Linked DNA regions of Homo sapiens: region 1 is linked to region 2. A link is a contact called in ENCODE Hi-C or POLR2A ChIA-PET data. All regions are on one chromosome and are shown on one strand. The core of a region is the stretch at or near the end of the contact, and the rest is flanking DNA. Distances in the headings are between cores, read along the strand shown. Region 1 holds the start of SPSB4 (splA/ryanodine receptor domain and SOCS box containing 4). Region 2 has its middle 38 kb from the start of SPSB4.

Region 1 (3,133 bases), core at 250-2,749, 38 kb before region 2:
GTACAGAGCGACCAGGGCGGACACATTTGCCGCGCTCAAGTCTCTGACCCCCTCCCTCCTTCCCAGAGCCCTGCGCCTAGGGTTTCCTGAGCTCCCAACCCCCTCCCTTCCCGAGCATAGACAAGTTTGTATTCAAGCAAGGCCAGGACTGGTCCCTGAGTCGCTCTCGGGCCAGGCGACCAGCCTCACTGCCCCAGAGTCAGGAATAAACGGTAACAACAGCCACCGGTGCCTATTGCGTGACCCGTGCTTTACTTCCACCTCTCCGAATACCCCGGACGAACAGACCCCCAGGAATTATTGTCCCCATTACACGGACGACGGAACTGCTGCAGCTTCGGAAAGTTGGATAACAAGCTTGGGCTCGCAAAGCTAATAATAATACTAGCTAACATATGATTGAGTGTTTCCTGTGTGCCCAGCACATGTCTACCTACGAACACCATCCCATAGATCTTTCCAATACCCCTATAAAATGTGCACAATTATCATTCCCATCCTACGGATGAGGAAACAGGTTTGGCGCCCTGTCCAAGGTCACTCAGCCAGTGAGTGACGGATCCTGGATCCAAACCAAAGCGGGTGAATCGGATGGCAGTTTTTTGTGCGTTGTCCGCTACGCAGAGAAGCAAAGGGCTTAGAACCCATGATACCAAAGGCCGGGCCCCAAACGCCCCAGGGCTGCGCGCAAATCAACCATCTCGAACTGCCACAACCTGCAGAGAGGAATTCTCAGGGACTGGGACGTCAGGAGCGCCAGCTGTGTCGAGTGCTGGCCCGCACAAAGTCCGTGCAGCCGGATCTCGGCTCCCGGCCCCCGCGCGCCCCTCACCAGGAGCTGGAGAGTACTTACCATAAAAGAGAGGGCAAGCGCCTGTTCGGGAAGAATCCCCAGCGCTGGCAGGTCCTGGACTCCCTGGAGAGGGGTCTGCTGCCGCCGCCGCCCACTCAGGGGCGCCCGAGTGACCCGCAAATGCCGGCTCTCTCCGCACGGCCAGGGGCGCGTCCTCACGGCTGATGCCCGGCAGCAGCGCCCCCTCTGCGCTGCAGGATGGCCTGGAGTTAGGAGCGTTCTTGGCGAAGTTGGCGCTCAGGCGCCGGGGGTCGGGCCTGGAGTGGGGAAGCGCCTTACTGAAGCGATCCTGGGGGCGCTCCAAGGCCCGCGCTCTAGCCGCTTGGAAGCTTGGCGCCTGACCCGGAGGGCGACGAGTCCCGCGCTCAGGGCGCACGGGCCGCGCCTCGGCCGCTGGCCCCCGGCGCGCCGGGCGTCTTCCCCAGCGCCCTGAGCGCACGCAGCGGTAGCAGCAGCTGGGGCCCGGGCCCGGGATGTGGTGTGTTCATCGCCCTCCCCTGGGGCTGGGTGCTTTTGTGCGCGGGGCGCGCCGGCCGCCACGGCCAGCTCTGGATGCTGCAGCCGCCGCCGCCTCCCCCTCCTCCGCCGCCGCCGCCCGCTCCCCGCCTTCCCGGCCGGCCCGGAGGCTGCAGCTGAAAGCCGATCTGGCTGAGCTCATCCCTGAAGGCCACTAATCCAATAGCCGCGGAAGGCGCGGTCGCCGGGAACGCCCCTTCCCCCACCATCCCGCGCCCCGGCCGTCCCAGCTCGGGCCGCTGCCGGCGCCGCCACCTTCTCGAGGCCACCAGCTGGCGGGAGAGGGAAGTGGAGCCCGCGCCCGCGCCCCTGTGCCAAGGCGGCGGCGCGGTCGCCATTCACTCACCCGCCCACTCGCCCGCTCACTCCCTAGCTCTCGCATTCATTCCTGCGCGCGGGTCCTCCCGGATTCATTCAAGCGCTCCTGGAGCGCCAGGGTGGGTGCCCCTGACGGGGAGGAGACACCCAGTCACTAGGCAGCTTTGGTGCCTTTACTCAACGCACGTGGGAAATAGCAGCCAGGAGGAAAAAAGGGTGGTTTATTATCCCCCTTCCTCAGACACACACGTCCACACTTTATTTTTGAGATCAGGCTCCAACTCATCTCTTAAAGTCCAATTTCATACCGCACCTGCTCAAGGAGCGTTCCCCGCCCACCCGAGGCGCAGGAAGTCGGTCTCTTTGCTCTACCAGCGCTGATGGTGGGCCGCCTCATTGGGAGCCTGAACTGAGCGATGGGGTAAAGGGCGTGGCCAAAACAGAAGCCTCGAGGGTGCTTCTGGTATCTGCGCTTCCTTGGGGAAATTGAAAGTTCTTGGTTTGGTGGCCCTCGTCTGTGCTCCCAGAATTGACTTTAGGTCCATTACGCAGTCATTTGCTAACCCAATCCCTCTCTGTGCCAGGTACCAGGCAGAGTCTAGATGCAGACAGAGTCTAGATGCAGACAGAGTCTAGATGCAGAGTGCGCATTTCATCAAGGACATGGAAAACAAGTAAAGACAATCCAACTCTATGAAGGAAACGTTTTGAGAGAGGTTCTGGGGCGAATTTGTCAGACTGGAAAGGGCAACTGGGAATGTTTCCTAGTAAATGTGTCTACATGAATTAGCTCCTGGAGGCAGGGGTACAACATGGTCACCTGGAGAGCTACCTATCACAGCACAGAGCCTGTGCTATGAGCAGAGGGGGTATGACGGAACTGGAGGGATGGACGGTGTCTAGGGTCTTGGGTGGAGACTGTATCAAGAGCTTGACCTTCCCCATCACTTTGGGAGGCCTTTAACCAGGGTAGTGACCTTGTCGGATTTGCATTCCAGAAAGACCTCTTAGCAGCCAACTGGATGGATGGATGGAGGAAACCAGGTTGGCAGCTACTGTAATAGTCTAAGCATAAGATGATGCTTTATGAACCAAGATAACCATGATGAGGTGACAAAAGTGTGTATTGACACGTATTTATTGTACTTATTCTAACGTTTCATCACTGTCTGTTTGCATGTCTGCCCCTCCTAAAACTGTGAGCCCCCCCTGGAGGGCAAGTATAGGTACCTCACACATCTCTGGATGCCCTGCACCAGCATAGGATAGATGCTGAGGACAGTGAATGTGATTTGAACTGCCCTAAGTGGCAGTGCTGACCTACATTCACACTTGGTGTCTTTCCTTCCTACCTCCTATTGACAAGCTCCTGGAGCACCTCTACTGTGAGCTACTGTGGGGGTTATGGATGTGGTTGGGGAGCAAGAAAAGAAAATTTGTGGAAAG
Region 2 (3,053 bases), core at 198-2,697:
TAAAGTGGTAGGACTGTCCATAAGCTTGGTTTAGTTCAATTTTTTTTTTAACAAGAATACTTCATGATGGTGCTGTGTATTTTCTATGGCATAACGCCTTGAGGAACCTTACATCTAGATGTTATGCTTTTGGCCATGTTAAAATTGACCAGCGGGTTCAGCTGGTGTCATCCTGATTTATCCATCATAAGACACCCTCACCGTTTACCTAATGATTTTAGCAGCATTAATGATTGAGGCTTAGATTTCAATAAGAGTTGCAAAATGCTGGTTTTCTAATTTAATCATGTTTGATCATGTTTCTTAGTTTTATAAGCTGTGATTTTTCTATAAAGATAGGCTGGGCCCTGTGGCTCATGCCTGTAATCCCAGCACTTCGGGAGGCTGAGGCAGGCGGATCACTTGAGGTCAGGAGTTTGAGACACCAGCCTGGCCGACGCAGTGAAACCCTGTCTGTACTAAAAATACAAAAATTAGCTGGGTGTGGTGGTGCACACCTGTAATCCCAGCTACTCTGCAGGCTGAGGCAGGAGAATCGCTTGAACTTGGGAGGCGGAGGTTGCAGTGAGCCGAGTTCGCACCACTGTACTCCAGCCTGGGTGACAACAGTGAAACTCTGTCTCAGCAAAAAAAAGATAAAGTTTTTCCCATCAACCATTTGACTATTCTGAAACATAGACCATCCAGTAAAGGCAGGGTTAATGCTTGGTTATTTTCTTTTATTTACCTTTTTTTCAGAATAATGACTTATTCCCTGTAAATTAAAACAAAACAAAACAAAACAAACCGAGAAACTCACAATACACCCTGATCTGATCACTATATATTTTGTAGATCAAAACATCACTATGTACCCCATAATATGTTCAATTATAATATGTCCATTTTAAAAATAAAAACAAATAAATAAATTTATTCGCCAAAAAAATAAGTTTTTGAGTATCATTTAAAGAGGATTTCTAATATGTATGATATTTCAGTACACTATAATTATTATTCTTTTTGATGCTCAAATTGTCTCATCTTTGGCCACTGAAAGCTCCTTCAAGTTGGACTCTATATCCTTCTGGCATAGCCTGGAAGTCCTGAGAGCTTTCCTGCTCGCTGGCACAGGATGTCTTAGGCATATCTTGTACGTATCCTGCCCCAGCCCTGGAATCAATCATTTCTCCAAGGAGTCCTGGTTCCTTTTGGTGGTAAATGGTGCTTACATGAACAAAGTCATTTCAAAAGCACTTCCTCTCTGGAAATGAAGCAGACGAGAAGTTCAAAAATCACTGGTCAGATCTTTCCTGGTGCAGCCAGGGGAGGCAGATGCTGCAAAGCGACTTCACTATGTTCAAGATTTTGGCCTCTGGCTGGCCCTGCCGGAAAGGACCATGGAGAAAAGCCCAGAAAAACTAAGGCCAGCTGTCTTCTCATCCTTCCCGGAGAGCAACTGGCCAAGAGCTGACAGGTGTGAGGCTGGTGTTTTCCTGCAGACCTGCTCTCTCTGCTCATCCAGCTGATATCTGCAACAAAGTGTGCTGGGCTTCCTCACAGAGCACTGGACAGTGCTATTGTGAACTGTGTAATGGAAGGGGGAGTGACATGGGAGGAGTGGAGTGGGAGGAGAGGCTAATGGTTACTAAGGGCTTTTTTTTTTTTTTTGAGAGGAAGTCTCGCTCTGTGGCCCAGGCGGGAGTGCAGTGGCGCAATCTCGGCTCACTGAAAGCTCCGCCTCCCGGGTTCACGCCATTCTCCTGCCTCAGCCTCCCGAGTAGCTGGGATTACAGGCGCCCGCCATCACGCCCGTCTAATTTTTTTGTATTTTTAGTAGAGACGGGGTTTCACCGTGTTAGCCAGGATGGTCTCGATCTCCTGACCTCGTGATCCGCCCGCCTCGGCCTCCCAAAGTGCTGGGATTACAAGCGTGAGCCACCGCGCCCGGCCACTAAGGGCTTTTACAATTTCTTATTTAAACCTCATCATGACCCTAGAAGGTAGGTACTACTTGTATCTCCATTGTACAGCTGAGGAAAATGAGGCTCAAACAGGCTCAGTCACTTGGCTAAGGTCACCATATATTAATAATAAGTAAATGGAAGGGTTATAATGTGACCCAGGTCTTTTGGGCTTCATAGCCTTTGTTCTTTTCATGACAATGGGCTCCCTAAGCCTGGGGAGGGAGGTACTTGCATATCAACAACACTAGCAGCAGCCCCAACTGAAATTGGTAAATGCCACCCTAATATCCTTTCTCCCTTCCTTTCTTATTATAGAATTCTGATTTTATAATGGAGAACAATGTGCTCAGCTTGAAAACTACATTTCCCAAGTTATCTTGCAGTTAGGGGTGGCAAATGTGACATGAGTAGAAGTTGTGGCATGGGACTTCTGAGTAAGCTCCTTATAAGGGAACAGATAGTGGCGGGGCACCCTATTGCCTTCCTCCCATTCCTAGCTTCCTGCTTTAACTGTGGCCATGATGACTGGAGCTCCAATATCATCTTGGATCATGCAACAGCCTTGAAAATGGAAGCCTGGCATTAAGGATAAGGGAATAGGAACGGAGAAGGAGGCTGGGTCCCTGATGGATGACCATTAGAATTGACATGCCGGCCCCAAATGCCTATCTTTGTACTTCATTTCTGAGAAAGAGAAACAGACTTCTGTCATGTTTAAGCCTCTTACTTGGGTATTTTGTTCCAGGCAGATGAACCTAATTTAAATCGATATAAACCACAGCATCCAAATCAGACATGATGCAGAATTCTGGAACTTCAGTGATCTCCTAGTTCAGAAGGTTTCAGCCTTCCTGATCAAACTTCCCTTTGTATAACAAATATTTTGCAAGGCCTCCTTTATCATCTTGAAAAAAATGTACATGTAATATATCCCAATCAATATAATGTCCTAATTCCAATATAAAGGAGAAATAAAAGGAAAGTGATTTGTAATAATATGTAGTTTAATATATAGGTGCTCGGGCACAATTTCAGCAGCAGATACGATGAAGCAGTCAGATGCCAATACTTACAGGTAAACTCACTGTGAGCAAAGCAGCTTCAAAT

What was found. Hi-C counts contacts between places; a loop is a spot of excess contacts on that map. ChIA-PET counts read pairs that join two places held with the same protein, here RNA polymerase II (POLR2A). Pooled maps may share reads with other maps.
Region 1: a map of psoas muscle shows a loop between it and region 2 (2.2-fold over the local background). The contact joins the promoter of SPSB4 here to the enhancer-like site in region 2. A Hi-C loop is called at or near these places in 3 of 168 maps with a recorded cell type or tissue (cardiac septum, gastrocnemius medialis and psoas muscle) and 9 of 50 pooled maps. POLR2A ChIA-PET finds 5 or more read pairs at or near these places in 4 of 52 experiments (AG04450, Caco-2 and WTC11).

Annotation. Positions count from the first base shown.
Region 1 is chr3:141,049,713-141,052,845 of GRCh38, reverse strand. It overlaps SPSB4 (splA/ryanodine receptor domain and SOCS box containing 4), which reads right to left and starts at 1,499. Exons shown (of 3, transcript NM_080862.3): 1 at 854-1,499.
Region 2 is chr3:141,012,110-141,015,162 of GRCh38, reverse strand. No RefSeq gene overlaps it. Among named protein-coding and RNA genes, the nearest start is that of SPSB4, 38 kb to the left of the region's middle. Within about 2 kb of position 1,447, at least 2 of the 41 ENCODE cell types and tissues checked have a DNase peak (open chromatin) inside an H3K27ac peak, as active enhancers do.